2 separate regions of the Mus musculus genome follow, and region 1 is linked to region 2. A link is a loop called in an ENCODE intact Hi-C map of the cell type or tissue named here. Cell type or tissue: heart. All regions are shown on one strand. Links, peaks and the distances in the headings refer to the core of each region. The heading gives the core; the rest is flanking DNA.

What was found. Hi-C counts contacts between places; a loop is a spot of excess contacts. Peaks named below come from ENCODE experiments on the same cell type or tissue, not always from the same donor. Only the 100,000 strongest peaks of a DNase experiment are listed, where the experiment ranks them.
Region 1: a loop joins it to region 2, with 2.4 times the contacts of the local background. A loop is called at or near these places in 2 of 42 quality-filtered maps.

The regions. Positions count from the first base shown.
Region 1 is chr5:132,635,765-132,638,684 of GRCm38, forward strand. No RefSeq gene overlaps it. Among named protein-coding and RNA genes, the nearest start is that of Auts2, 94 kb to the left of the region's middle. In heart, for the core only: a CTCF peak has its summit at 1,372 (motif pointing right); no DNase peak of the experiment used is centred there.
Region 2 is chr5:132,491,100-132,494,019 of GRCm38, forward strand. The region is part of intron 1 of Auts2 (autism susceptibility candidate 2); the gene reads right to left. Among named protein-coding and RNA genes, the nearest start is that of Auts2, 51 kb to the right of the region's middle. In heart, for the core only: no CTCF peak of the experiment used is centred there; a DNase peak (open chromatin) is centred at 1,162.

The DNA of each region.
Region 1 (2,920 bases), core at 112-2,611, 140 kb after region 2:
GCACATACAAGGACCACTTGCCTAGGGATAGTGCCTCCTATAGTAGGCCAGACCCTGACATATCAGTCATTACTGAAGACAATCTCTTACAGACATGGCCACAGAACAACCTGACCTAGGCATTCTTCAGTTGAAGTTCCCTCTTCCCAGATGAATTTGTGCTTTGTTAAGTTGACAATAAAAGTTAATAGAATTCTCCAAGCTTTTTCAACTTGACACACAAACACACCAGGGATAAACTATATATAACCTTTGTCTTTGTTGCCACCAAGATCTCAATATCATAACATAAAACACCATCAAATTTAAAAGTCCCACGATCTTTAAAATTTCTCAACAGTTTAAAAGTCCAGCGTCTTTTTTAAAAAAAATCTAAAATATTTCATCTGTCAGTTCTTGTAAAATCAAAACCACGTTATACGATTTCTTATTTGAAAAGAAAAGAACCAGGGTGTAGTACAATCAGCCTAAAGTGAAACCAAAATAAAGAAATGAAAGTAAAAGATCCTATAGTTCAATGTCCAGCATTTGAGACTCATGATCTTCTGGGTGCCAAAAAATTTGAGTAGTTCTACTCATCGCACAAAGAAAAGGGGGCAGAATTGCTCCCAAACAAAAGTACTGTGCTCAGCTATGCTTGGGAAACAAAATCTACATTTTTGAAAAAGAAAGTAATCTGATCTAGGAAATAGAAGGGGGTCCCAGATTAGTTTTTTTTTATAATAAAATAGAAAAAGCTGAGGTGCACTAACTTTATGAAGAAAAGAGGTTTATTTAGCTCACAGTTTCAGAGATTTGAGGGCACGATGCTGGCATCAGCTCAGCTCTGAAGAAGGCTTCAAGGGAGAATAACTGCCTGGTAGAATCAAGTGCTCAGGGAACGTGTTTGGGGAAAACAGAAAAGGAGACAAGCATGGGCTTCAGGTCCCACAATTTCATTTTATTTTTAAAGATTAAAATAGGGGCTAGAGAGATGGCTCAGAGCGTAAGAACACTGGCTGCTCTTCCTGGGTTCATTTACCAGCACCCACATGGTCCGTCACAGCTGTCTGTGACTCCATTTTCAGGGGATCTGACACCCTCACACAGACATACATGTAGGCAAAAAAAGGGGGGGGGGCTGGTGAGATGGCTCAGTGGTTAAGACCTCTTGCAGAAGACTCTTGTTCAATTCCCAGCATCCACATAGAAGCTCACAACTGTAATTCCAGTTCCAGGGGATCTGATACTCTCAAACAGACATATATTCAAGCAAAACACCAATGCATAAAAAATAAAAATAAATCTTATTTTTTTAAAAAACAAGATTAAAATAAAATTACGTGTGTGCCTCTGTGTACATGTGCAAGTGAGTGCGATGTCTGCAAAATTCAGAAGAGGGCAGCAGATCCCCAAAGCTGGAGTTACCATAGTTGAAAGCTGCCTGATGTGAGTGCTGGGAACTGAACTTGACTCCTCTGTAAGAACAGCATCTGTGTTTTACCACTGAGTTATCTCTTCAGCCCCACTACAATTCCTTTTAGAGGGACTATCTCTATATGACCTAGGGACCTCCCACAACCCCCTGTATACCACTTCCTGATATATCATGTACAAATCTTCCAACACAGGACCCTTGAGGGATAATTTCAACTAAGCATGCCTCAACAGAGGTAGTTAGAAGCTATCTTTGCAAGATCCCATTGCTAAGTTCCAATGTGAAATGGCTCCACAGGTTCATGTGTTTGACTACTTGGTCTCAATCTGGTGTTTGTTGAGGGAGACTGTGGAGGCCTGGCTGGTGTAGGTAGGACACTGTGGACACTGCTTCCAGTCTCTTCTGCTTCCTGATTTACCCATATGTGTAGGCTTAGAGTTTTCAAACCCTACTTTTACTAAGGGTTCTTGAGTACCTTAACCTCCCTTCTAGCCCACCAGCCACCAGAGACAGTTGAAAGGGAAGGTTATTAGAGCAAAGGAGGATGTGGACCTGTGTAGAAATATATCTTTGGAGCAAATTCAATCTACGTGGTCAGGATATCAGCAGTTCAGTCGATCCAGAAGAAACCTCAAGGCTCTACCAATAGCCTGAGTCCTCAGAAGCAACAAGAAGCTGCCAGAACACCACCAGAATTTTTTTGGTGCATTTTTCTCTATGAAGTCATGACAATGACCAGCAAAGAATGGTAAGGCATACCAATACCATCCAGCCTTGTCCATTGTCCATTGGGCTATATTTATATCCTTTCCAAACATCACCTGTTCTCTCAAGCATCTGCTCTAGCAAAGCATCACACGCCCTTCTCCCAGGCTGCCTCCAGAAAAACACCACACGCCTGTGCTTAGCAAACATCCTCCCCTATGTCTGCTTCGGCAAAAATATCCTCTCATATGACGGTTTCCAAAAGAAAAGACCAACTGAGTCTCCGAAGAAACCAAAATTTTCCACTTTATGTGTGCAAGAAGTCTTGATGCAAGTTCCCATCACTATGGGTGAAGACCCACCTTCAACGCCTTCCTCACAATAAAGCCATGAGTCAAAATAAATCCTTAAAAATCCTTAAGTTGCTTTTCTCTGGTGTGTGTGTGTGTGTGTGTGTGTGTGTGAATATATTCACATATAAATGTAGATGAGTATGTGCAAGTATGTAAAATCCAGAGATTGATGTAGAGTGTCTTCATCCATCACTATTATTTTTTTGAGACAAGTTCTCTCATTGAACCTGGCTACACTGGGTGGCTAGCAAGCTCCAGGATGCTGCCTGTCTATGCCTCTCCAGCACAGGCATTATTATTATTTCTAGGATTATAGATGTGCTTCTGTGCCTGGCTTTTTATTATGGGAGTAGGGGAATCCAAACTCTGACCCTCATGCTTTGCACAGCAAGCACTTATCCAGGCGAGGCGTGTCCCCGGCTCCTTACACTGCTTCTTAGGTCAC
Region 2 (2,920 bases), core at 109-2,608:
TTACACTCACACACACAAAATCTTTTAAATTTTGTACATGTGTGTGTGTATGTGAGCGTGCGTGCGCACGTGAGAGGTCCAAAGCATTGGATCTCTTTTGTGAGCCACACTACAAAGGTACTGGGAACCCAACTTGGGTCCTCTGCAAGAACAGTACACGTTTAACCTTCCATCTCTCCAGCTCTAATAAAAAGAATTAAAAGGCAGTACAAAGAGTGTGTATCTACGTAATGGGGGCTGGAGGCGGGGGCTAGAAGGAAGAGCAGCAAGAAAGCACAGACAACAGGTAAGAGGAGTCAGAGGTCAACAAGCTGACATCAAATATAATTCCAAAGTGCCTGAAACTGTAAGAGAAGACATAAGTTGTCTAACTGCCTCCTAAATAAATCCCTTTCTTCCTCCTTATTCTAATTCACTTCTTATCCTCCAACAAGCCTGGAACATCCTTAGCTGAAATCATTTCTAAGCTGAGACAGAAAGAAGCAAGGAGGTCCTTTTTATGGGAGTGTGCACATGAGGCCCAGAAGAACAAAGCTGGGGCTGAGGAAGAGGAGGTGGCAGGCAGGGTGAGTCTCAGGTCAGAGGGACTGCAGGAGTAAAGGTCACAGATACAAAATAAGCACACATTCTTCCCACAGCTGCTGCCTAACAAAGGTAACTCTGAAAAGTGTGCAATCAAGAATCAATGGAAGCAAAAGGGAGGGCCTCAGCTCCTCAAGGAGCCGAGCCAGAATAAAAGCCCACAATTGCGTGAGCATGTGCATGCATGTACGGAGAACTACGGTGAATCTTACTATACTTAGGGAAAATTACATTTCTGACTTCAAACATGCACTCCACTATGTTCTGAAACTCAAGAAGCGTGCTGTCAATGACCCCAGCTCTTGAAAAGACAAGTGCTATGCAGGCACAGAACACCAAATACTTGATACAGAGGAGTGCTAGAGATACTATCTCTCTTCATCCAGTGGGCTAGTTACACTTTTCTTCCTCAAAGCAAATTAAAGCCATTATTAATCAATCATAACTGTTCATGCTCCCAGTCTGGCCCATACCAGAAATGCTCTTTCATCTTTGGAGACAGGACAGGTCCAGGGCTGCCCTAATACAAAGGCTAAATAAAGAACTGAGTTTGGGTCCAGGGAAATGACTCATCAGATTAAGGCACCTGCTGCCAAGCCTGAGGACCTAACTTTGATTCCCAGGCTCATGTAGTGGAAGGAGAGCTCTGACTCCTGCAAGTTGTCCTCTATGTCCACATACACACTCTGGGGTGTGTGTGTGTGTGTGTGTGTGTGTGTACACCTCCACACACAATAAAAAAAACAAATGTGATTTTCTTTAGCAAAGAACTGAGTTTAGGGGCTGGTGAGATGGCTCAGTGGGTAAGAGCACCCAACTGCTCTTCCAAAGGTCCGGAGTTCGAATCCCAGCAACCACATGGTGGCTCACAACCATCCACAACCATCCGTAACGAGATCTGACTCCCTCTTCTGGAGTGTCTGAAGACAGCTACAGTATACTTACATATAATAAATAAATAAATAAATAAATAAATAAATAAATCTTTTAAAAAAAAAAAAAAAAGAACTGGGTTTAGGACTGGGGATGTCTTTCAGTTGGTAAAGTGTTTGCTTAGCATGCACAAAGCCCTGTATTAATTACATAAACCAGACCATGGTGGGTAGAACTGTAATCCCAGCATTCCAGAAGACTCATTCAAGGTCATCCTCAGCTTCATAGCAAATTCAAGGCCAGCAAAGCCTACATGAGATTCAGTCAAAGATACTCACGGAGGAAGGGGAGACAGCAATTGTCCCTCCTTAGCCTAAGAAAAATAATAGGCAGATCCAGATATGCAATCCAAGTGTGCATAAACCAAATGCCAGGAAGCTGCCTGTGTGCTCAAGGCCTCCACTCTACCAGACACTGAAAGTCCCAAGGTCAAAGTGTCTTAAATCTAGTAAAATGTCACCTCCATCATCCATTCTGGTCTCCTGGATGCAGAAGCCCTCAGAGTAACCAGCTGTTCCAGGTATGGCTCCCTTTCTTCCCTGGCAAGCATGTGACTCACAGGACAGTGGTGGACACTCACTCCTAGTTAAGGCACTAAGGAACATAATTTTTAAGGATGCCCTGAAAGGAATCCCTTTCATCTCGGAAAGACAAGCCAGCACCAAAGAGTCACTTCATCGTATCTCTACCTAACAAAATTTTCCTCCCACAATGACCAATTATCAAATTTACCGTTATTTTTCACAACTCTTAAGTCTTTAATGTAGATGCAGTAAGCACACTTCAAAGTGGCCTAGTCTGATTTCTTGGGTTTTATTTTCCTTTTGCTAAAAGACAAACCTATAATAAAAACTGAATATTAACTAAAATGTCTTGGCAAAATCTTAGTCATCCATAAATGTAAAATTGGGGGGTGGGGGGAAGCTGTGACAAAAAGTGTGTTGCCTCAGAAAAAAAGAATTGATCCCTGCACATGTATAAATAATCAAGAGCCAGCCAGCCTCCACAGTAAGTCCACACACATGCTCAGAAAGCCACAACCAATGATGTTCCTACTCCAGCGTGCCAACATTCTTTATTCACAGCACCTAGCAAAGTATCTCAGTCATACTCCAGATCCAATCCATGGTTCTTCATGACAATCTGTAAAATGGACAGAAGCTATAAGGGATGATTGCACAAAACTTAAAACCAGAGCTCCCAACTATCCGTCTGCATCTGCCATAAACACAAAACAGCCAATTGTACAACTACCACATGTCTCTCCCCTCGCTCTCTTTTCTACAAACCCTGAGACTGATAAGGAGAGACTGGAAAGCTCAGGCTGTAGAGCATTTGGCCGAACATGTGCCTAGCATGCACAAAGCCCAGCGATCCACTCCCAGCACTGCATAACCAGGCCTGA